Linked DNA regions of Homo sapiens: all the other regions are linked to region 1. A link is a loop called in an ENCODE intact Hi-C map of the cell type or tissue named here. Cell type or tissue: IMR-90. All regions are shown on one strand. Region 1 overlaps PRKCE (protein kinase C epsilon). Region 2 overlaps PRKCE (protein kinase C epsilon). Region 3 has its middle 8.2 kb from the start of PRKCE. Region 4 has its middle 27 kb from the start of SIX2. Region 5 overlaps PRKCE (protein kinase C epsilon). Region 6 overlaps SRBD1 (S1 RNA binding domain 1).

Evidence for each region. A loop is a pair of places that touch in the nucleus more often than their neighbours do. Peaks named below come from ENCODE experiments on the same cell type or tissue, not always from the same donor. Only the 100,000 strongest peaks of a DNase experiment are listed, where the experiment ranks them.
Region 2: it touches region 1 in a loop (2.8-fold over the local background); 78 of 110 quality-filtered maps call a loop at or near these places.
Region 3: a loop joins it to region 1, with 10 times the contacts of the local background. A loop is called at or near these places in 107 of 110 quality-filtered maps.
Region 4: a loop joins it to region 1, with 7 times the contacts of the local background. A loop is called at or near these places in 6 of 110 quality-filtered maps.
Region 5: it touches region 1 in a loop (2.5-fold over the local background); 6 of 110 quality-filtered maps call a loop at or near these places.
Region 6: it touches region 1 in a loop (13-fold over the local background); 10 of 110 quality-filtered maps call a loop at or near these places.

What each region holds. Positions count from the first base shown.
Region 1 is chr2:45,934,760-45,938,759 of GRCh38, forward strand. The region is part of intron 2 of PRKCE (protein kinase C epsilon); the gene reads left to right. Among named protein-coding and RNA genes, the nearest start is that of PRKCE-AS1, 260 kb to the left of the region's middle. RefSeq lists an enhancer at 1,402-1,711. In IMR-90, a CTCF peak has its summit at 1,803 (motif pointing left); a DNase peak (open chromatin) is centred at 1,682; H3K27ac peaks cover 1,349 bases.
Region 2 is chr2:45,776,603-45,780,602 of GRCh38, forward strand. The region is part of intron 1 of PRKCE (protein kinase C epsilon); the gene reads left to right. Among named protein-coding and RNA genes, the nearest start is that of PRKCE-AS1, 100 kb to the left of the region's middle. RefSeq lists an enhancer at 2,028-2,322 and a silencer at 2,104-2,193. In IMR-90, a CTCF peak has its summit at 2,185 (motif pointing left); a DNase peak (open chromatin) is centred at 2,169.
Region 3 is chr2:45,641,431-45,645,430 of GRCh38, forward strand. No RefSeq gene overlaps it. Among named protein-coding and RNA genes, the nearest start is that of PRKCE, 8.2 kb to the right of the region's middle. RefSeq lists a silencer at 2,307-2,516. In IMR-90, a CTCF peak has its summit at 2,406 (motif pointing right); no DNase peak of the experiment used is centred here; H3K4me3 peaks cover 577 bases; H3K27ac peaks cover 306 bases; H3K27me3 peaks cover 1,295 bases.
Region 4 is chr2:44,980,125-44,984,124 of GRCh38, forward strand. No RefSeq gene overlaps it. Among named protein-coding and RNA genes, the nearest start is that of SIX2, 27 kb to the right of the region's middle. In IMR-90, a CTCF peak has its summit at 1,670 (motif pointing right); a DNase peak (open chromatin) is centred at 1,697; H3K27me3 peaks cover 894 bases.
Region 5 is chr2:45,860,132-45,864,131 of GRCh38, forward strand. All of the region lies in intron 2 of PRKCE (protein kinase C epsilon), which reads left to right. Among named protein-coding and RNA genes, the nearest start is that of PRKCE-AS1, 190 kb to the left of the region's middle. In IMR-90, no CTCF peak of the experiment used is centred here; no DNase peak of the experiment used is centred here; H3K4me3 peaks cover 431 bases; H3K27ac peaks cover 462 bases.
Region 6 is chr2:45,583,157-45,587,156 of GRCh38, forward strand. SRBD1 (S1 RNA binding domain 1) reads right to left here. Exons shown (of 21, transcript NM_018079.5): 5 at 2,452-2,618. Among named protein-coding and RNA genes, the nearest start is that of SRBD1, 26 kb to the right of the region's middle. In IMR-90, a CTCF peak has its summit at 2,290; a DNase peak (open chromatin) is centred at 2,265.

The DNA.
Region 1 (4,000 bases):
AAACCACAATTGGGCTGGGCATGGTGGCTCACACTTATAATCTGAATACTTTGGGAGGTTGAGGCAGTAGGATTGCTTGAGCCCAGGAGTCAAGACCAGCGTGGGCAACATGGAGAGACCATGTCTCTACAAAAAAAAAAAAAAAATTTAAATTAGCCAGGCATGGTGGCATGTGCCTGTAGTCCCAGCTACTTGTGAGGCTGAGGCAGGAGCATTGCTTGATCGTGGGAGGTTGAGGCTGCAGTGAGCCATGATCATACTACTGCACTCCAGCCTGGGCAGCAAAGCGAGACACTCACTCTCTCTCTCACACACACACACACACACACACACATAGAAAATGGAAATGGAAATCATAGATAATGTTTGTCTGTAAGAGATGATGAGGGGGACCATACCTTAAAGAAATTGGCCTTCTGTTATTGGCAAGTGAGTACATATATTTGTTTTTCAATATTTTCAGTTTGAATATTGTTAGTTAAAATACTTAAAGTACATACATCTTTTCTTTGCATGATTCTCTGCTTTACTGACTTTTTATTAAACAAACATTCTGCCATTCACCAAAGATAAGTGGGGCAGAAGAAAATAAACCCCCTCCTCTCAGAGCCGGCCTCAAGCTAAGAACTTTTGAAGTACTGTTTTAGCTAAAAAATATTAATACTTTAAAATTTGCATACTATACCATGTTTATAAACAAAAGTGTTTTTCTTTTCCAAGGTCTTCATATAAAATTGCAGCTTAGGGTTGGGCACGGTGGCTCACGCCTATAATCCCAGCACTTTGGGAGGCCAAGGCAGGTGGATCACTTGAGGCCAGGAGTTCCAGACTAGCCTGTCCATCATGGTGAAACCCCATCTCTACTAAAAATACAAAAATCAGCTGGGCATTGTGACGTGCCGGTAATCCCAGCTATTCAGGATGCTGAGGCAGAAGAATTGCTTGAACCCAGGAGGCAGAGGTTGCAGTGAGCCAAGATCATGCCACCGCACTCCAGCCCACACGACAAAGTGAGACTGTCTCAAAAAAAAAAAAAAAAATCGCAGCTTAGCTGAATTCTTGATAGAAGGTGGTGACTTAGATGCCTTCTCTTCTGGTTTGTCTGCTGTGTCTGTGTGCACCTGGACCCATTGTGCTCTGGAAAGCAGGCACACTGGAGTCCTGGAGTGCAGGCTGGCTGGCGCCTTGCAGTGCCTGGTGATGGCTGGGGTTTGGTCCCTGGTCTGTCCCCTGGGGTTCCCATGTCTATTGGTGAGGCAGCAGTGTGTGCTCGTAGGAGACCCTCTGTCAAGAGGCTCTGTTAGGAGCCAGCCTGCTGCCCTGCCTTTGAGGCTGATCCTTCACCCTAGGAGGGCAGGCACTGAGGGCCAGCACTCTGGTCACGCCAAGGATGCTATGGCGACCCACTGAAGAATGAGCTATTACCCTGCCCACCCCTGCCTGCTGTGCCCCCAAGCACCCCTTGGGGGTTACTCACTTGCCTTCCTGGTATCAGGTTAAGAGGTTATTAGACCTTCCATTTATTCACTCAATTCTTTTCCCTGCTCTCCTGAGTAATAGCTCAGGAACCCGTGCCCCAGCCATGCTGGGAACATGCTTAGAAAGTAAGGGGAAACCTTTGGGCCAGCACCCACGTGGTTTTGAATCACTCAAGGACAATCTGCCTAAGTCACTGGCTTGGTGGCCGTGGGCCAAGCAAGGAGTCATCCAGTAGCGCCTCTGCCCTCACTGTCCTCCTCCTCCAGGTTTCTTTACCGAGAGGAAGCCAGCGGGAGGCCCGACATCCAAAACATTGACTAGTGTGCCCCCGTGTGGCTCTGGTGGAAGGGTTTGGAAAATGCAGCCAGGTTTTCCTAACCTTACCCACCAAGGCCGGAGGATGCCCTAAGGACAGCCTGCAGCCCCTGCAGCCCTCTTTTTGCGTAATCTTTGATTTTTCTTGTTATTATTTCTTAACAGTTAAGCGCCTTAAGGCCTCATTTAACTTGAGTTAAAGAAGTGTGATTTTGGAGGACCCAAAGATTTTCCACTGGTGTAGGGAATGTCTCCTCCCGGCTCTGAGAGACTTCCTCCAATCCACAACCTACCGCAGGTATGTGTTCTTATTAAAAGGGGCAGGGACAAAAGCTCTGCCTGTCCCTCTTGTACTTTCAGGCTATAATCAATCAGCAGGCACACCTGTTCAGACTGTGACATTGAATTTCCAGGATCAGAACCAGAGCCTGGTACAGACACAAGCCTTCCAGTACTTGTATTTTAAGTTCCATAGATGCTTGGACCTTTTGTGGGCTCCTGGGACAGTGATCATGAAAGAAGAGTGCTCCCAGGGGATGAGCAAGATGATCCCCTTTGGCTGGGAAGAAAAGATTCCATGTCCATCTGGTTTTTATTACTCCTCTAAAAATGTTCCCTTTATAGTTTTATAATTGTACTTAAATAAAAATAATTGCACTTAAATAAAAAAAAATTGGGGAGATTATAGCAGAAGCTGTTGGTGTCCCGGCCATAGCTGTGTCCCTTGGTCTGCCACAGAGGTCACTCCCAGAATACACTTAGGACTCCCTGTGTCTCCTTCTGAGGGTGACCTGAGCCACGATGTTATGGGATGGAGGCTAACACCTGGTAGGCCCCACATTTTTGACAATTTGGTTTTAAGAAAACTCATAGGTATGGCCACACGTGGTGGCTCACGCCTGTAATCCCAGCACTTTGGGAGGCTCAGGCGCGCGGATCACGAGGTCAGGAGATGAAGACCATCCTGGCTAATACGGTGAAACCCCATCTCCACTAAAAATACAAAAAAAAATTAGCCAGGCCTGGTGGCGGGCACCTGTAGTCCCAGCTACTCGGGAGGCTGAGGCAGGAAAATGGTGTGAACCCAGGAGGTGGAGCTTGTAGTGAGCCGAGATCATACCACTGCACTCCAGCCTGGGTGACAAAGTGAGACTCCGTCTCAAAGAAAAAAAAAAAGAAAGAAAACTTGTAGGTATATATCATCGTTCCAACAAAAGCTGCCATTATCGAACGCCTACTGTGTACCTGGTACTTGATAATGATTACATTCTGTCACTCCAACTCTGGAAGGTAGATATTATCCTCCCCCACCCCACTTTTCTTTAAAGAGGTGAGGAAACTGAGGCTCAGCAATGACTGTGGGGATCTGGGAGCAGACTGCAGGTCTTGCTGGACCCAAGGCCCATTCGCCCTCCTTGCTGCCATGCTGGCTTCTCTACAGTGAGAGTAGCCTTTACGTTACGCACCACTAATGTCACTCAGAGGGTCCCGACCCTTCCCCTTCGGCCTCTTCTTGTTCTCCTCCCTCTGTTCCTCTTGGATTCTCAGGAGCCAGTGTTAGCCCAGAAATGAAGAATTAAAGACTGTTCACACCCACATAGAACCATCTGCTCTCTTAGCCTCAGGGCAGGGCTGATGGGGGTGGTATTTAGTCTCTTGGAGGTGGTATTTAGCCCCTTGGAGAGGTGGTGCAAATATAGAAGCTGGTGTAGATGGCTTGGCTGGAGGGGGGCTATCTGGCAATTCAATGCATCTTGTGAGTTTTGGAGAACTAGGGTGACTATATCATTTATCCTCCAAGAAAGGACACAGTTGAGAATGATAAGTGACACTATACATAATTACTCTAAGAAAACAGGCAAAATCTAGGACTATCCTTAGTGACTTGGAACCTACATCCTCCCTACCCACTCTATAGATATCCCTGCATTTTCCACCTTGTGTCTGTGATTGACCTGTTGTGTCCCTTTCAACATTTCAGCGCCCACCCCTCAAACCCCCATCAAGCCTTGCAGCAGCTATTTATTCAGTTAGCAAACTTTTCCTGGCCTCCAATTTGCATTCTTTCCTAACTTATGGGTCCCTTCTCTTTTGCCTAGATGCTGCCTTTCCCTGGCTGTTTGACCATAAACTCATGGTATCATGCCTTATTCAGCAACTCTTAGAACAAAGTAAACAAATGTGCAAGTTTGCTTAAATTGAGAAA
Region 2 (4,000 bases), 160 kb before region 1:
TTAATCAAGACCTGCCTGTGAGAACTATTAATTCAGATGATCTAATCAAAACCACACAGGAGGCTTTAATGATGCTACTCTGCCCCTGCTTCTCCCCCTCCCTCCACCATGACACTCTGATTCCGTTTAAAGAAGCCCAAATGTGGTTTCAGGGCCTTGGAGAAAACTGCTGGAGGAAGGCCAGCCTCACAGCCTTTTGTCATGTATGCCTCTGGTTCTTTTCTGACTAGAACTCTCCAAGCAAACTCATTTGAAGAGTCCACAGACCATTCTTCCTTCTGATCTGTGTATCTTCTCTCAAGGAATCACCCCAGCCTTAATATGAAAGTTATCATTTTTTTTTTGATATAACTAAAAACCCCTTAGAAGCAGTATGGCCTAGTGAGAGGAGTGCAGGGTCTCATGGCTTGCTGACTGACAGGCTGTGTGGGTCTTGGAAGAATAACGTGAGTTCCCAGAACATCAGTTTGCTCATCTGCAAAATGGGGAATTACAGTCCACAATTAATAATTCACTCGACATTTGGAATATGTATTATAAGGGAAAGCATAGGGTGTTATGAAAGCATGAAATAGTGGGATCTAACCTTGTTGAAACAGGCAGAGTGGGACTGGGGGTTGTCAGGGACAACTTTCTTGAGAAGGTAAGTTTGAGATGGGTGTTGATAGAGGGTGAGTTTTAAGTAGGCCGAGTCAGCACCTTGGTCCCCCTTCCTTTATATTCATGTACCAGCTTGATCTCCTGGGGAAATGTGAGAAGTGTTCTGGAGAAGCATGGAGGTTTAGAGCCACCGTGAACCTCAGAGCACATTATGTAGCCCACCCTGTCTGCCCTCACTCTTCTCAGTATTGCCAATGAAGGCAGTGGCGCCCACGAGCTAATGTGACTTCCTCATACCCCTCAGCTGATGAGCAACAGAGCTGGGACTACAGGACATAGCCATCTTTGTCCCTATTATGTGCCAGACATACGTCTAGCACCCTGCGTACTTGATATTGAATCTGCACTAGCAACTCTATGCAGTACGTATTATTATTACTTCTTGTTTACAGATGAGGAAACAGAGGCCCCGGGAGGGTAGGCACCCCTGTAAAGGTCATACGGTTCGGGAAAGAGTCAGGATTTGGATTCAGCCTGACTGCACAGCCCCCACACTCCTAATCACAGCATTGTCCTTCCCCCTGCCAGAAACTTGGTTTGCAGTATTTCTACTGAAACGTGACATTTTACCTGCCCTCATGGAGGTATGATCTTTTTGGAGAGAAAAGATAGCAACAATTCAACACAGACACCACACCAAAGGTTCTTGAGATGGAACAGAATGCAGGCCCCAGGGACTCAAAGTCATTTTTCAGCATGGGAAGACTTGGCACCGAGTCTGTATCACAGGATGAGCAGGGCTGTGCAGAGAAAACCCAGAGGACTGGAGGGTGGGCTTTGGGAGGAGCAAGTCAATTTATCTCTTGGGCTTCATTTTCCTCATTGGGAGCATTGAGGAAGAGTAAGGGTGGGAGGGAGGGGTGGGTTGGCAAATGTTTTCCCAAGTCCCTGGGGTTGGTGGGTGGAGTTTAAGCCAATTGCTGATGGCTTTGCCACCAGGTGGCAAAGTTTAGACTTTGTCTAGAAGAAGTGGGGAGCCATGAGGGGTTTTGAGCAGTGGGACATGAAAGTATTGCTTTGGGAAGTTGGAATCCAGGAGGCTTTTATCTTCCAGTCTTGCTTCTCTGGAGACTGATGTCCCAAGAGAACATGCCTGGCCGCTTAGCTCCGTGGAGTTTATGCTCTGGGAGACCCTGATGGGGAGATCCTCATTTCGACTGGTCACATTAATACTACTTTTCGAGTGTGAAAGGTTGAGTCAAGGTTTGGACTTCTGGCAGGTTCTCGCCTTTGGCTGGTGTTCCGCCTTTGAGATGGTCCCACTACTTTCACTCAGCGTCCCTACCCCACACACATCTCCCCCTCTACACAGACACTAAGGGCTCCTCATGGGGTTTCATTATTGGTTTTTAGCGGATGTTCCTCTAACTCGGTGCATTTCCTCAAGCCAACGTCTATTCCACTATCATGGGGAAATTAATATAGAAATTTCCTCCTTTGTATCATCAATTTCAGAGGATGTATGTTCCCGGCTGATGGCCCTCCCCTCTATTTGCATAACAGCAGGTAAACAATACTGCCACCTAGTGGGAGCTCAAGGTGTGACCTTCGGAGCTCCTCCTCCTGACCCCGGGACATTATTTCTATTACTGTTAATATTTAAACTAATGGGCAGTTCTGAGCTCAGTGCTCTTCCCAGTGAGTGGATCCACGTGGATTTTCACGTCTCCTTCTCATTCTCTTAAAACTTGGAGTTACAAGTGTCAGAGAAGCTGTTTTGTGTACGCAGAACGATTGAAACAGGTGCAGGGAGTTTTACCTACTTTACTTTGACTTTTGCTCACAGCAGTCCAGGTAGGTAACTGGATTCCCGTTTTATACGTGAGGAAACCCAGGCTCAGTAAGATTAAGTAACTTGGAACTTTACTGAGCACCTAACGTGCCCAACTACGTCCTGGACTACCTAGGTAGTATGGGGATTGTGGCCTGTTTTCCTCTAAGAATGCGCTGTCCAGACACAGTGGCAAGGCGTAGTTAGCTCCTGGCCAACTTGTAGAGGAGAGGAGAGACCCTTGCACACTGCAGTAGTGCAGCAAGACTGCTTGGATGGAAGAAGTGGGTCTGGAGCTAGGATTCGAAAGGTGGCATGGGAAGAGAATGTTTGGCGGATGAAGGCACAGAGGCGGCGCTAGTGCTAGGGATGTCCGGGGGCGAGGAAAGACTTGCTGATCTTGGGCTGTGCCAGGTGTTGTGGGTTGAGGGGTCTGGGATACAGAGCCTGCGAGAGCTAGGTTGAGAGCTCCAGGGAGTCACTGCGACTACTTCCTTGCTCCATTTGTGAACTGAGAAGTAAGACTCGTTTGATGGACGAAATTTAAATAATGCAGAAATATATTAAAGTAAAAAAAAAAAAAAAAGAGAAAATCTCCTACCAGGCCTATTCTCCCCCAGAAAACATGATTAATAGTTAAACGTTTGGGGTACATGCTTTCAGAAGATTTTCTTTGCCTGTATATAGATATATATGTCTATTCAAGTATATAAAAATTAATACATGCATATGTAGTGTGATTTATTTTAATAGGGTTATGTTTTAACTATTATTTTATAATTTCCTTGTCATCAAAAATTCAAAAATATATCACAGTCATCTTTTAACTTAAACCTTTTACTATGGAAAATTTTAAACATATGCAAACCTAGAACAGTATAATAAATCTCCCTCAGCTTCAACATTTATCAATACATAATCAATTTTGTTTTCTCCCTACCTCACTCCATAGGTTCTCCTGAACTGGATTATTTTAAATAAAGCTCCAGACATCATACATTGCATCTGTAAATACATCTGTATCGATCTCAAAGACACTTTTAAAACATATATAACCACAGTGCCATTATCACATTAAAGAAACCTGTATTCTTTCATATCATCAAATAGCTAATTAGTGTTCAAATTTTTCCACTTGTCTCATAAACTTTGAACAGCTGATGTGCTTGAATGATGATTCAAATAAGGTCTATACGTTGCATTTGAGTGCTGTTTTTTATGTCTCATTCCATTCATAGATTTCTACTCCCTCCTTTTTCTTTTTTTGTTTTTGCCATTTCTTTTTTTGTTGAAGAAACTAGTCATTGTCCTGTAAAGTTTCCCACATTTTGGATTTTGCTGATTGTATTCCCATGGTGTCTTTTAACCTGTTCCTCTGGCCCTATATTCCTTGTAAACTGGTAATGAGTTCTAGGTGCTTGAGCAGAATTAGATTTGATTTCTTGGCATAAAGATGGGAGCTTCTTAGGCAGGAGAATGAGGCGACCAAGAGCCAGAGTGGTGGGATTGAAGAAAGAAGGACACATCTCACTGGCCTCCCCAAGCAATCCCTTTCACTTGTCTTTCGAG
Region 3 (4,000 bases), 290 kb before region 1:
TCCTTCCCTCAAAGTCACAGCACCTTGTGGTCACTCACCTGATGATTCATCAAGATAACTTTTACATTATTGTCTTAACAGTGTAACTATAACATAACATATATAACATATATGTAAATATAACATAACTTACATATAATTTACATATTACATAACACTAGCTGTGTTATATGTAAATATAACATAACTAATTCTGCAGTGTAACTATAACATAATGATGCATTTAAAAGATGGGCAGAGGAAGAGGAGAAAAGAAACTGACAAGGAGACGTCAAGCAAGTAGGAAGAAAACTTGGAGAGTTCAGATGTCCTTGAAACTAGGAGAAGGGCTGGGCAGGTGACTCACGCTTGTAATCCCAGAACTTTGGGAGGCCGAGGTGGGCGGATCATGAGGTCAGGAGATCGAGACCATCCTGGCCAACATGGTGAAACCCCGTCTCTACCAAAAATACAAAAATTAGCCGGGCATGGTGGTGCTTGCCTGTAGTCCCAGCTACTCTGGAGGCTGAGGCGGGAGAATTGCTTGAACCCAGGAGGTGGAGGTTGCAGTGAGCTGAGATGGTGCCACTGCACTCCAGCCTGGGCAACAGAGCAAGACTCTGTCTCAAAACAAACAAACAAAAAAAGAAACTAGAAGAAGGGAGCATTTCAAGGCGAGAGGGGAGACAGCATCATTTGCGGCAAAGAAAGTGGTCAAATAAGGTACAGACCACAAAAATGAGTTTTAGCAGCATGGAAGTGAGAGATGTTTCAGTGAGCCCAATGATATGGGCTGAGGAGGGAGTGGGTAGTAAGAAAAGAAAATGGAGACTGAAAAATAACAACAAGGGACAGAGAGGAGAGGGTTAGGTGGTAGCTGGGCAGAAATGTGAGGTGAGGAAGGGTTACAATTTTTTTTAAAAGGGCTGAGACTTACTGAAGGAAAACAACCGGTAGAGGGAACGAGGGTGGAGAAGAGAAGTGAGGGGTGATCCACAGAGCAGAGTCCCTGGGAAGCAGGGCTGGGTGGTGCGGCCAGGAGACAGGTGGAGGCCTGAGCCCAGCCACCTGCTTCCATGATACCTGGTGGGATGGAGGAATGACATTCTTTCTTCCTTCCTAAGCTGTTGCCAGGTTTGGGGGCAAACCCAGCTGATGGCTTCTGTGTTTTTCAGAAAAGTAAGCCCAGCTATGTGCTGGGATGACGAGAAGCAGCCTCCAAGCAGGTCCTGACCTGCTCCCATGCCCAGCACCTCCCATCCTGGAGGCGATGCCTGCAGTGGGATTGTACGGCCACTTCCCACAACCCTCACCTCAGCTTCAGGAGCTGACCTGCAGCCTCGGGTTTGGGAAAATGCAGGGGTGGTCTCTGTGGTCTGTCTGAAGGCCCTTCGAATACCTTTACCTTCAAATTCTAGCTTCTTACAAACCTAGACCACAAATCCTTTATCTGTATTTTTCCTGAACCCAACTTGGATTTAACTGTCAAATAGATGGCCTGTGGCTCTAATGCAGCGATAAGAACAGAATTCTTCACTTTGAAAAGCCAAGTTGCTTTAAAAAAAAGTTGGGGGGCACAGTTTTGGCATACACCGAGTGACTGCATTTGACCTCCGCCTGCCTGGGGCATGTGGATAACGGCAGTGGTCCCATGCCGTGTGGTCTTCCTCTTGGCTTATCCCCCTAGCTCGCTGTTGTCCTAGTGGCCATGTACTATGTGCAGGACACTTTCATAGTCCGTTCATCCACAGAGCAGTCCTAGCCTCTTCTAATCTCCACTTAAGAGCCAATGAAGCTTCCAGAGCGCAGGTAACTTAAGTCACACAGCTTGAATTAGACTGGACAATGAGCCACCTTTCCACCGTGGCTGCACTGTGACCCTGGGTCAAACGGCCTCATGACCAGCCCCCTCCACGCCTGTCCCCTTCTTGCCCGGGTCTGCCGCCTTTTCTGCTCCGGGGCCTTAGGAATTCTCCTGGGACTGTGGCTCCCCTCTAACTCCCCTCCCTCCCAGTTGCTTTCTGTTCTGCTGTTCTTGTGGGTCTCTGTTCTCCTGGCTCCAGGCCTAACGGCCGCCCCCTCCAACCTTGGCCTTGGGAAGTCTCTTGGGGCGGAGAAGAGAGGGGCTGCCTCCTGGCCCCCACCCTGCGACCCTTCGTCCCCCGCTAAGCCGGGATGGCAGGCGGACTCGCCGGACCCCTTTTTAGACCCAAGGCTCTCTTCGCCTCTCCATCCGGCTCCGGCCGGGGTGGGGTGACCTGAGGGACCCGGTAGCCGACGACAGAGAAACTAGACCGGCCAGGACGTAGAAGGGTCGCTTCCCCCAGGCTGGTCCGGGGCTGAGCGGGGCACCACAGGGAGCGGAGACAGCGGAGGCGGTGAGAGCCTCGGGAGCCACTGGGGCGAGCGCGCCAGCGTCCACCAGAGGGCGCTGTCGGCTCGCGGAGTGGGGCGCGGGCGGCCTGGAGCCCCCCGGTGCGGCCCGGCATCAGAGCGCGCAGCGACTTTGTCACTGCAGGCTTGCCGGGTGGGTTGCAGAAGAGAGAAGAGACCCACCCATCCTCAAGGCACTCATTTGGGCAAGAAGGGAAGAGACCCACAAGAAGACTATTTCACACTCTTCTCATTTCAAATGTGTATAGAGCACAAAGTTGCATTTACCATGTCCAAGATACCGAGCAGCACCAACATGAGTCATCCTGGGTCTCCAAATTTAAAGACCTCTAGGGAAGTGGCAGGATCAAAGACAGGTACCAAAGAACTATACTACAGTATATTAGGGAGAGGCAGGAACTCCAACGAGACGTGAGGAAGAAGCGGTAGGAGAGTTGAGGGAGGAGTTACAGCTTCAGCTAGGGGATGAGGCCCGGTGCATGGAGGACTTGGGCCTTAAAGTGGGACAGATTCGCAGCTTTCCAACACATGTGTTGCAACAGAACCCGTGGATTTAAGCAGTTCTGGTTACACATTCTGTTACACGCAAATGCTTATCAGTGACAAAAGGCAATATTCCTTGCCCTTTAGCCCCAGCTTGTTGATCCTGAAAGGTAAATTAGAAATAAAAATGGATTCACCAAATATCCAGAATGTGCTAGAGATATATAACCTAGTCTGAACAATCAGATCAGTCATTCTGCTAATTGGTAAAATATCCACAGGGGAGCCTGGGAGACAGCTGTTAAACTTGGTTACAGGTAGCATCAAACCATCCGCCAAAAATACCTCAATAATTCTATTGGTATTGGGAGAGGAGACACAAAAATATAGAAGTTGAAGAACAACAAAGTCTTTCAGTCTTTTTGTTTTAAAGACTCTTATTACCAAACAACTTAAGGAAGAACTCTATCAACATCATAGTTCCCTTGAGAATTATGTTATTATAGTATAGATTATTATTGAAAGAATTATTATATTGCACTGTGCTAAGGCTAGTTTAATTTGGAGCCAATAAATTAAAACAAATCTAGACCTTAGGTTTATAAAAATGTTTCCAAGGAATTAAAATGTAATTGACATGATTATCATTAAATAGTGCTGCCTTGGTTCCGGCATGGCAATGTAGAAAGAACAGTCAATGTATAAGGTATAAGATTTGGGTCTAGACCTCTAGGTAGTGTTTTGGGGTTTTTTTTTCTGTTTTTTTTTTTTTTTTTTTTTTTGGCAAGTCAGTTAACTTCTCTAGGTATCAGTTTCCTCATTTAATAGAGGAATTTAATAACAATAAAGAATATAGTCTGGGCGCAGTGTCTCATGCCTGTAATCCCAGCACTTTGGGAGGCTGAGACAGGTGGATCACTTGAGGTCAGGAGTTTGAGACCAGCCTGGCCAATATGGTGAAACCCTGTCTGTACTAAAAAAAAATACAAAAATTAGCTGGGCATGGTGGTGTGTGCCTATAATCTCAGTTACTTAGGAGGCTGAGGCAGGAGAATTGCTTGAATCTGGGAGGTTGAGGTTGCAGCAGTGAGACGAGATTGTGTGCCACCGCACTGCAGCCTGGGTGACAAAGCAAGACTCCATT
Region 4 (4,000 bases), 950 kb before region 1:
CTCCTCCCTTCCCCCCTCCTCCCTTCCCCCCTCCTCCCTTCCCCCCTCCTCCCTTCCCCCCTCCTCCCCGGGCAGTCTGAATAACACTTTCAAACGCACAAAAGATAATACATAGGACATCAAAGGAAACCAATCATTTTGAAATACAGTTATCACAATATTTTTAAAGCAGTGATATAGTAATATGTGCTTCTCCATTAATGGATTAAAGAATAAAATCTACTGGCAGGACTAGTAACCACTGGAGTTTTAAAACACGGATAAGCATAGATGATATTTGCAGAAACCTGCCACTACTGTAATGGGATTGGAAAATATCTGTTATCACTGCTGTTATCACTACTGTGGTCTGTTACCTACATTCATCATTTTTTAAAAAGCTAAATTTCAGTTGGAAGTTAGTGAAGATAAAGACGTAAGCCTTTTCCCAACCAAAGTCATGGACCCCTTTGAATTCTACCTATTAATCTCTTGGTGAAGGGAAGGGGGTGTCTGTGGACTCCAAGTTAAAAGGATTTGTTTTAGAACAGTGTTTCTCGCAGTGTGGTTCCAGCACCAGCGATATTAGCATTATCTGGGAAACTATCAGAAATGTAAATTCTTGTCCCCACCCCAGCAGATTTACTGAATCAGAAACTCTGGGGTGGGGCCCAGCAATCTGTGCTTGAATAAGCCTCCAGGTGAGTCTGCTATGAGCTCAAGTTTGAGAACCACTGCCTTAGAGTTGGGTAGGATACAATCTCCGAAGCAGAATGCATGGCCAAGATGACTCCTTCCCCTCAAAGTCTTAGAGAATGATCTATTGCCTATTTTCCTGCTCCACTTCCTTCAGACTAACTCTGAATCTGGGGTAGACTGTGGTTTGGAGTTTAAAAACCCGAGATCCTTGTTAATGCGTAATGAAGTGCTACAAAGCAGCTTCTGTCACAAGGGTGGTATAAAATACAGCTGCAGGGACAGCGGTTAAAGTTTCACTCTTTTATGGACATAAAAAATAATTGGCCTTCTAATTATCTCCATAAAAGTGAGAAAACTTGCCTGGCTTATTGGCATCTTTATTAGCACTAGGAAATAATTAGACATCCTTAATAGCTTTCTAATGATCCCTAGAGGAGGGAGCCATTTTTAGGGCATCTGCTGCCATGATTGGGTCATTATGGAGCCCTTCAGACCTGGTCTACACAGAGTGGAGTGCTTGCACATTCATCAGTGCCCGGTACTGGCTTTGGATCTCTGATGGCTCACGTGCCAGGAAAGGCGTATCTCTCATGGGCCCATGACTCTTTCCGGAGCCTTGGCAGCATCTGTCCCTGGTCTGGGAAGAGGACCCTCACTATGGTGGACTGACAAGGGGGGCTGATTATTTATGGATAGGTGAACCTCCTCTGGTCCTATCTTTTTAAGGAACTTGGAGCATGTTTATTCTATACCAGTCTCCTTTGGGAAAGATTGCTAGGCTTGTAACATTGCAATTCTCAGACCCCAAAGCACAAGCTTTGAAAAACTGAAGTCGTATTGGTAAGCAGGACAGTGGTTTTCCACCTGGTTGGTACATGGCACCCTTGCAGGTTTGGGGTCTCTGGAGGATTGAGCTTTAGGGCTGAGTGTTAGGGAGGAACGGAATCTCCAAGTGGAGGGAATCCGAGCCTACGTTTCTCCAGCAGGTGGCGCCATAACTTTACCTTCCGCGTCTCCGTCGCCTGCGATGGAAGCCGAATTTGCAGGCAGTGATGTGAGGCAGCTGTCTGGGAATCCTCTCCTCTGTATTTAGGGCTTTAATATCTCATAGAAACCCACATCATCTTCTCTCCAACTGACCTTCTCCAAGCCACTCTCATCCCCAAACCCTCGATATTTCTGATTCTTTATCTGAGAATCGTGAACAACCCTTCATAAACATGTCAGAAATACTGACGGTCCTTCCAGACCTGGAACACTGTGGAAGAGTTTGGGCAAGTCATAAATGATGCTCTCGATCACTCCCACATTCTGCGACTGTCCCCAGACCCTCCGCCTCTTCTCAGAGGTCTGCCATCAGGATCTTCAGCGTGTATGATTTGCTTACTTTGTCAGCCTAATCATAAGGTAACTTGAGCTCATAGCAGACTCACCTGGAGGCTTATTCAAGCACAGATTGCTGGGCCCCACCCCAGAGTTTCTGATTCAGTAAATCTGCTGGGATGGGGGGCAAGAATTTACATTTCTGATAGTTTCTCAGATAATGCTAATATTGCTGGTGCTGGAACCACACTGCGAGAAATACTGTTCTAAAACAAATCCTTTTAACTTGGAGTCCACAGACACCCCCTTCCCTTCACCAAGAGATTAATAGGGTTTTTAAACATCTCTCAGGGGTTAGGTAAAGCCACAAGGCAGATGATCATCTGGATTTCACTCTGAACAGTGTTTGGAAAGATGGACTCTGGACCGATAAGGTTGGAGCATACATACATATGTGTGTGTGTGTGTGTGTGTGTGTGTGTGTGTATATATATATATATATTTTTTTTTTTTTTTTTTTTTTTTTGAGAAAGAGTCTCAGTCACCCAGGCTGGAGTGCAGTGGTACCATCTGAGCTCACTGCAACCTCCACCTCCCAGGTTCAAGCAATTCTCCTGCCTCAGCCTCCCGAGTACCTGGGATTACAGGTACAGGCCACCATAACTGCCTGATTTTTGTATTTTTAGTAGAGATGGGGTTTGACCATGTTGGCCAGGCTGGTCTCGAACTCCTGACCTCAAGTGATCTGCCTGCCTCGGCCTCCCGAAGTGCCAGGATTACAGGCATGGGCCACTGCGCCGGACCAAGAGCATATATTTTTACACATGTTTACACCTTACTACATGAGTTAGGACTGATCCTGGTTTTACAGAATCTCAGAGTTCACTTACCTAATTCAATTGCTTACCCAATGCAGGCATCCTTCCTGCAATTTGACAACTTGATAGCAGCAGGGTCCCTTCCAGTTTGCAGATGATGTTCATAGCTCTTTAATGCTCACTGCAACCCTGTGAGGAACACTGGTGAAGTGACTCACCCAAGGACTCCTAGCTACTAAGTGGCAGGATTTATTAGTGTCATCTGACTTCAAGGTCAGCACTCTGTGCAACACAGCTACCTCCCCATCATGCTTGGTAAATGTTTCTCCACTTCTTTTCTTTTCTTTTCTTTTTTTTTCTTGAGACAGAGTCTCACTCTGTCGCCCAGGCTGGAGTGCAGTGGTGCCATCTCAGCTCACTGCAACCTCCACCTCCTGGGTTCAAGCGATTTTCCTGCCTCAGCCTCTTGAGTAGCTGGGATTACAGGCATGCGCCATCACCCCTGGCTAATTTTTGTATTTTTAGTAGAGATGAAGTTTCACCATGTTGGCCAGGCTGATCACGAACTCCTGACCTCAGGTGATCTGCCTGCCTCAGCCTCCCAAAGTGCTGGGATTACAGGCATGAGCCAATGCACCCGGCCCATCCAATTCTTAGTGAATACTGATACAATGGCCACAATTACTCCCTCCTAAGGTGGTGAGTCCCACTGTTTGAGACCTCGGGTTTTGAAAAACACTTTCCTTATTGTCTGGTAATCCTCTGCTGCATAACCACTTTACCCCAAAACTTAGTGATTTAAAACAACAGGCTGGGTATAGTGTCTTACACCTGTAATCCCAGCTCTTTGGAAGGGTGATGTGGGAGGATCGCTTGAGTCTAGGAATTTGAGACCAGCCTGGCCAACATGGCGAGACTCTATCTCCACAAAAAGTAAAAAAAATAGCCAGGTGTGGTGGCACACACCTGTAGTTACTTGGAAAGCCAAGGTAGGAGAATGGCTTGAGTCCAGGAGGTTGAAGGTTCGGTGAGCTGTGTTTGTGCCACTGCACTCCAGCTTGGGCAACAGAGTGAGACCCTGTCTCAAAACAAAACCAACCACAACAAAAAACCCCAAAAAACCAAAACCAAACCAAAACAACAACCGTGTTCTTCTATCTCATGATTTTGTGCACGAGGAA
Region 5 (4,000 bases), 75 kb before region 1:
TATCTAAGTTGTTTATCATTGTATCCCCAGCAAGCTGGAATAGTGCCTGGCATACAGTACCTGCTCAGTAAGTATTTGTTTAATGAATGACTGAATCAGAGGTGTTAATAGTAGCCATGTTATCATTGCCACGTAATCACCCAAATGCTGTGTTTAGGGGTTGCTCCTTGTTCAGATAACTTGCAAACTTACATAGTGTACTGATCCATGTAACTCTGGCCTTCTCCTTTTCAGAGAGGATGGGTGGAGTCAGAGGAAGGGAATTGTGCCTTTGGGAGCTGAGGTTTTAGACTTGTAGCTGGGGCCCCCTGATGGGCTGGCACTCCTCTGAAGGCAGATTTCTAGGGTGAGAACAGAATTTCCCAGGCCATTTTCTTTGCCCTTCTGTATGGTTGCTGTCAAGTTTACTGCTTTTTCAAACCCTGTTAGCTTTTGCTTTGTTACTATAGGAACAAGAGCTGGTAGTCTGGGGGAAATATATGTGCATGTGAGTGCTGGGGAGGGGGTGTAGTGGCTGTGGTGGCTGTGGACTGAAGGGAGTGAGGACAGCAGAAGATGTTCACCGCTGAAGTCTCTCTGGGGGCCCTGCCCACTTTGGCCAGTGCTCTCTTCAGAGAGTTTTTGACTTTGCATGGTACACTCTTGGGGAACAGGCATCCCTTTGTAGATCTGCAGCACTCTCCTGGCACCCATCCAGTCCTTCAGTGGAACATCTGGAAAGCCTCGGCCCCTCCCCATGCCAAAGCCACTGAGCCCTGGAGACAGAGATCAATGACCTCTTCTTTGCTGCTCCTTAACCCGTGTCCCAGACAAGTGTTTTTCTGGGAACCAGTGAATAACGCAGATCTTTGATGCCAGCGCTTGTGTGCTGTTGCAGTAACACTTTCACTTTTGATGATAGGGTGGGGGCAGAGGAAGGGCCTCGGTAGGGAGAGCAACGAGAATTTGGCTTTTCAGGAAATCAGAACTCAAGTGGGGAGGCTTGCTTCCTACTCACTGGTTTTCTGGCTGGGAAAACAGCAGGCTGAGCCATTGCCTGATGTGAATGCTCCTTCGTGCTGGGGCTGGTATTAGGGGTAGGGGTGGGCTTGAGGCTAGAGACTAATTTGGTTCTAACCTCCACAGGCAATCCTTGTAACTCCTGGGAGATAATGCTGAAAAAGTGCATGGTGATTTTTCATGCATGTAGTTTATAACACACTGAGTTATGCTGAACACAGTGAAAAGAACTTACGATATATAATAGATTGGGGGTAAATATGCTATGTAATTACCTGCTCTGCAGTAATGTTTTACAACCCATGTATTAGGTTGCATATCTAACAGTTATCAAAAATATATACATTATATATACATACAATAGCAAAAAAATATAGAGTAGAAATGCCCTTAGCCCATTCTTCAATAAATACCTCTTCGCATGAGGCTTCAGGTCCCCAAGACTGGCTTATTTTCAGTGTTACTAAAATAAATTTTCTTTTATTCTCCCTTCTCTCTTGCACATTGTAGGTACTCACTAAATGCCATTTGAACTGTTGGCGAGAATGAAACTAGAGTTTTCCTTGACCCAGAAACTGCTGTAGGTTTACTTCACTGATGAACCTGCCTAGGTAGTGCACAAAGTGCCAGGTCAAAACAGCAGAATATTGAAGGCAAGGTAAATGTTTACAGCTGAAGGGCACTGGTAACTCCTATAATGGAGTAATTAACAACCATTATAAAGTTTTAGGTTTATTTTTATATATTAATGAAGAGAGGTTTTGAAAATAAATGGTTAAGTAAAAAAAGTAAGTTGGAATAGTAGCTATACTGTGATCCCATTTGTGTGAAAATGAGGAAAGAAACACAAAAACATACGCCAGCATAGTGTACACACACACAAATTTACCTCTGAAAAGTGGAGATGGGGACCAAGGGACTTATGCTCCCCACGTAGCCTTTTAACTCATTAACATTTTTGCTGTGAGTTTATATGTATGTAAAACAATAACTGCCCTGGAGAATGGTCTTAGGTACTACCCCGCCACCCTAGTGTAACCTTTCTTCTTGTATACACACACACACACACACACACACACACACACACACACACACACAGTATTTCAAATCTGTTACTCTGAATTCTTCATTGTGTTCCTTCCTGGTTTACCAGGACTACTTCCATTTCCCTCCAACAGTCTGCCTCCTCCTCATCCGTCCAGGTCTCACCACCTCCATGTCACCTCCTGGATCCCTCTCCAGTGGAACTTGGCCTTCTTTGAAGAGCCACAGAACTTCCTGGTCATACCACCTAGTGGTGCATTAGGCCGGAGATTGTTCCATCTTTTTTCTTGGTGTCAGCTCCTCTAACCAGACTGTCAGAAGTGAGCATGGTACTGTGTACAAGAATGCATCAGGCATTGCCTACCTGTGCAGTCAGAGGGGTAGGGGATTCTTTGGCTGGATCTTCTGGTTTTCTGTGTCCCTGGAGCTGGGCTCAGTCACTAACTTCTGCACTTCTGGGAAACCAATTGCCAAGTTACCCTACAGATCACGGGAACCAGGTCACAATGCGCAGGGCTTTGGGGATTGCTAGGACTCAGAGCAGGCAGCTTATTACCAAAAGTCAGCTCTATTCTGCTCCCCAAGGCTGTGTGTGTTTATATGTGTGTGGTGTGTGTACATACATGCATGCAAATGTGTACACACATGCACCCATAATCACCTGCGCAGGGTGCCCCTAGGCTCAAAGCTTCGCAGGGGCTGCATTCACATTGAAAACTTAGGGACCCTGTGCCCCAGATCAGGGCCTTCTGGCTGAGATCCATTTTGAAAAACAGCCTTACTCACTCTCTAATCTACTCCCTGGTGTCTCCACCCCCTCTACTTGCTGTGGCCCCACTGCTGGAGGAGAAGAGAGCAGTTGGGGACAATATGTGTGGTTTGAGGGACTGGGGGGTTGTGGGAGAGGGAAGCTGAACCCACAGTTTGTCCTGTTAGTGTGTGCTTGCGGTTCCTGGAAGTTGGGTATGCAGAATTAGGCTACTCATTTCCTGGCAGCTCATAGCCTCCAGTCTAGACCCTACTGTCTAGGGTCTAGGATACTTTGGTAGGAAGATCTTGACTCTTCAGGAAAATGGAAGGTCTCAGGGCCACCCACTGTGTTGCCTATATAATGTAGCCCTTGGTATCTCCTACATAAAGGTAGGAAAACTCTTTTGTACCCTCAAAGGGCTTAAAATTTAGTCTTAGAGACAGGCTTGTCTGCAAACACAATACCAGGGTAAAATAGCACTTGCAAAGTCCCAAAGGCTGCTCCGTGATGAATCAGGACCCCAAACAGCTCTACCTGCAAGGGCCAGAGTGGTGCCTGCCTTCCCTCCCTCCCTTCTTCTTGCCCTACCTTCCTTGTTTGTTAGGTGCTCACGGGCCAACCCTGGGGATGCAAAGAGGAGTCACAGGCAGTCCCTACTCTCAAGGAGTTCATGTTTTAGTAGTAGAAATAGGCGTTTAAGCAGAGTAAGTGCAATCCAGTGCCACAGATTTAGGAGCTCATTCTGTTCAGGATGCATTGAGGCTTAACAGATGACCTGGCCAGCTCTTCCTGGCTCGGAATACGGCTTGCAAGCAGAGATGGCTCTTTTTTGCTAGGGGGAGGACAAGTGGTCATGATAGCAGGCTTCATCTGGGTGTGTAGGAGATGAGCTCTCAGGGTGGGAAGGGCTAAGCTAGACAGTAGGGACGGGAATGGTGCGCCTGGCTGCACTGGAGAGTCTAAAAGGGGGCATTGCATCCTGCTGGGCAGCAGACGGCCCAATTCAAAGGCCATAGAGGTTGCAAGTCTGACCCTGCCATTGGTGTCCTAGACTAGCTCTCACTTTTCCAGGTTTCAATTTCCTTGTTTGTAGAATGGCAATAGTAAAACTGCCCTTCCTACAGCTACTTTTTTGTAGAGGAGGAATCTGAGGCTCTGGTTTAACTGGTTGGAGAGAATGCCAGGATTCAGCCTGGGTGTGAATCC
Region 6 (4,000 bases), 350 kb before region 1:
TAATATGATTTATTCAAAATGATCGATGGAAAAGAAAATTAAATCTACTTGTAAATTAAAAAAAAAAAACTAAAGGCAGAAGACTATAAATTAAAGAGAAGAATATAAATTAAAAAGAAGAATATGCAGTACTTAGATTACAACCTGTATGTCTTCTATAGTCATGGTAGCCCAAGACTGTTTTCAAGGGCTAAAGCCTACCAGGTCATTTTAACAAAAAGCCAATTCCTTTTGTCCTATTAGCCTGCATATAAGGAAGAAGAGAATTATCTTTAGAGAAAAATACAGAAAACTTTTCTTACTATCCAGAATCATACTCTTTAATTCACTTTTCAACAGTGAATTTAAAAATGTTTTACGTTGCAACCCAGTATACATACATATAGATGCTACATAATTGAAACATTTCATGAAACAATATTTGCCTTTACCACATAAATGTACTCTTGTATTTTCTATTCACTATTTCATTTTTTAAGTGGTATGACTTATTAAATTGGTTTTACTTCTCATGTAGGGGTAGCAATTAACAAATTGAAAATCAATGCTCTAGTTATAGAAAATGCTGAGCTCAAGAAAAAATAAAGATCATATCTCATTACCAGAAAGAAATTTCTGTATTATAGAAAAAGATCTCTTAAGTTCCAGTCAATGCCCCCACTTACTTCAAGGAATATTCACTCCTCTACTAATATTCAATGTATTCCCCTATTCATAGAAACCCAGAGAATGGAATTCTTTTGCAATAGAAGGGTTTTTTAAAGAAAAAGAAAATAATAATATTCTTGATATACAGCTCCTATTTGTCTCCCATACAACCAAATATTGTTAGACTACCCTTTAATTTTTTAAGCAAGCTTTTCTTGCTTGTGAGGCTTTCTCCAATTTCAGATCCAAAACCCTCAGACTTTCTTAATTACCTTGCCTTCAACCAAACAGAAAGCTTACTTCAGAATTTGCAAACTGCTGGCCTTCTAGGTGTGGTCAAGAGTGGTTTTGTTTGGCCTAGAAATTTGTTACGTAAAAACTCAAATTACCAGCTTCTTTTCAGAAACAGGAAGAACCAGCAAACTGGGCAGACAACCCTGCATGACAGTAATCTACTGGAGACGAGCAAGGGTTGCCCCTCTTAGACAGGGTTTGTAATCTCCAATTCTTATTCCCCATGCTTGATTATCCTAGCCTGGCTCTGGAACATTTGCATCTGAGACTATTTGATTTAGTCATTTATATTTTTACATTGGCAAATTGATTCTGCCTCTCAATGAAGTATAACTTTCCACATATTAGCACTTTAATTCTCCTGACACTAAAAGAACGTCAAGAGGTAGAAAAGTGAGATGCAAGTTCCCCCAAAATAACAGAAAGCTTGTCAAGCTTGTTATAAAAATTACCCTTAATACTTTTAAAATGGCTTCATAGTAGAATGATAATCCAATTTTAATCAGATCTTTTTTGTACACTTGAAGAATGTACACATTAACACAGTGCCCATGGGAGACATGCAATAAATGCATAAGCAGTGAAGTGTTTTAATAAACCCTATCGAATAATATGGTCAGTCTTGTAGTCTTTGTACACATATTTCTCAGTTATTAGCAGTGAGTCCAGAGGCATAATTTTTTTAAAAAGGTACTTTCCATTCTGTAACCATACAAAACTTACAATCCACTATTGTTAAATTACCATAACCATTAAAAGTATGGGAAAAAGGCTGGGCATGGTGGCTCAAGCCTATCATCTCAGCACTTTGGGAGGCCAAGGCGGGTGGATCACTTAAGGCCAAGAGTTCAAAATCAGCCTGGCCAACATGGCAAAACCCTGTCTCTACTAAAAATACAAAATTAGTGGGGCGTGGTGGCGCATTCCTGTAATCTCAGCTACTCGGGAGGCTGAGGCAGGAGAGTCGCCTGAGCCTGGGATACAGAGATTGTAGTGAGCTGAGATTGCACCACTGCACTTCAGCCCAGGCGACAGAGCAAGACTCTGTCTCCGAAAAAAAAAAAAGATGGGAAAAGGAAATATACATATTTCCTACCAAACTCTATACTGCCAAAGAACTCTCCACTTAGGAACTTTATGAAATTAAAAGGACAGATTTATGTGAGTGGTTAAAAGAGTTAGAATAAAATGTACTTTCTGAGTTTCCTGCTGGCAGTCCTAATTTTGCCATTATGCCCAACCTTTTCTATGAAAGAAGATGACAGTCAAACTCTGAGGCACACACTTTTACTGCAAATGACCTTTTTGCTAATACATGCTCAAGCTATGCATAAACACACCAGCAGAGGGACTCCATACACTCGCTAAATAAAGAGGACTATATCCAGATTACAATAATTCAAGGAAACAAAATGTTGAAATTGTCAAATATACCGTCATTCACTTTCTCACTGTTCCTCATTGGCCTTTTCCCCTTACACTAGGCTTATTCTTTTTTAGGTTTCTTACCGTAGCTCTTCTAGGGTTTGCTGAACTTCTCTCAAGGAATCAGCATCAAGGTTATTAATGAGCTCTTTTCTATAACGTATAATGAAGGGAATTGTGTTATCATCATTAAAGAGACGAATGATGTTGGCACAAACCCAAGGTTCAATATTAGTTCTCTCAGATAAAACCTGCAAATTAAAGATACTTAGTGATTTAAAATGCTGAAAATTAAACATCTATATCATGTATAATTTAAAACATAGTATCAAATAATGTTCTCCAGTGACTTAGAAACTACTTGCTATAGTTTTTTAAAAAAAAGAAAGCCATATAAAATACATGTATCCATTGACAATCATAATGGTAAAATAGCCATTTCACAAATTCAATAAAATCTAATCCAAACCACTGTATCATTCAAATTCCAGTGTTCAATGAGGGCACTTTTTAATGATGCAATGATATACTTTTCATCTCTCATATTGGTAGCAAAGCAAGGAGTTGGTAACTCACTTTGTCAGCATGAGAGCAAAGGAAAGCCATTTTTAGTCATTGCTAGTGAGCAATTTGGCAATATCTATGAAAATTTACAATGCATAAACAAACTTTGGCCCAGCAGCAATTCTACTACTGGAAATTTATCATAACATATACATGCCTCTAGAAAATATTATTTATAATAATTTTTTTTTGAAGAACTGTCCCTAGCAGAGTAAAGGTGAGCAAAAACCTAAGTTTACAATGGAGGAACTGGAAAATATGTTATGCCCATACTAAATACCATGCAAGCATTTAAGAATCTGAGGCAGCTCTATATGAACTAATATGAAATGATTCACAAGATCTGGAAATAAAAAGGTAATTGGTTGGGTGAGGGTTAGAGTTGGAAGACCCTTCTATATCTTTTGAATTTTGTATCATGCACAAATACAACATCTTCAAGCTAATTAATTACTTTTTAATTTTTTTATTTTTTTGAGACAGTGTCTCGCTCTTTCACCCAGGCTGGAGTGCAGTGGCACAACTGTGATTCAATGCAACCTTGAACTCGCAGGCTCAACTGATCCTCCAGCCTCAGCCTCCAAATAGCTGGGACTACAAGCCACGCCATCACACCTGGCTAATTTTTTTTTTTTTATTAGTGGAAATGAGGTCTTACTACATTGCCCAAGCTGGTCTCAAATACCTGGGCCCAAGCAATCCTCCCGTCTCAGCCTCCGAAAGTGCTGGGATTACTGGCATGAACCACCGAAACAGGCAATTAATTATTTTTTAAAATATTTGTTTTAAAATATTATTTATTTAAAATCATTGGTATTTTAAATATTTAATTATTTTAAATTATAAATATTAAAATATTTAAAATTATTTTAAATTATAAATATTAAAATATTTAAAATTATTTTAAATATTTAATTATTTTAAATTATAAATATTAAAATATTTAAAAATTTTTAAATATTTAATTATTTTAAATTATAAATATTAAAATATTTAAAATTTTTTAAATATTTAATTATTTTAAAATATAATTATTAAAATATTTAAAATTTTTTAAATATTTAATTAT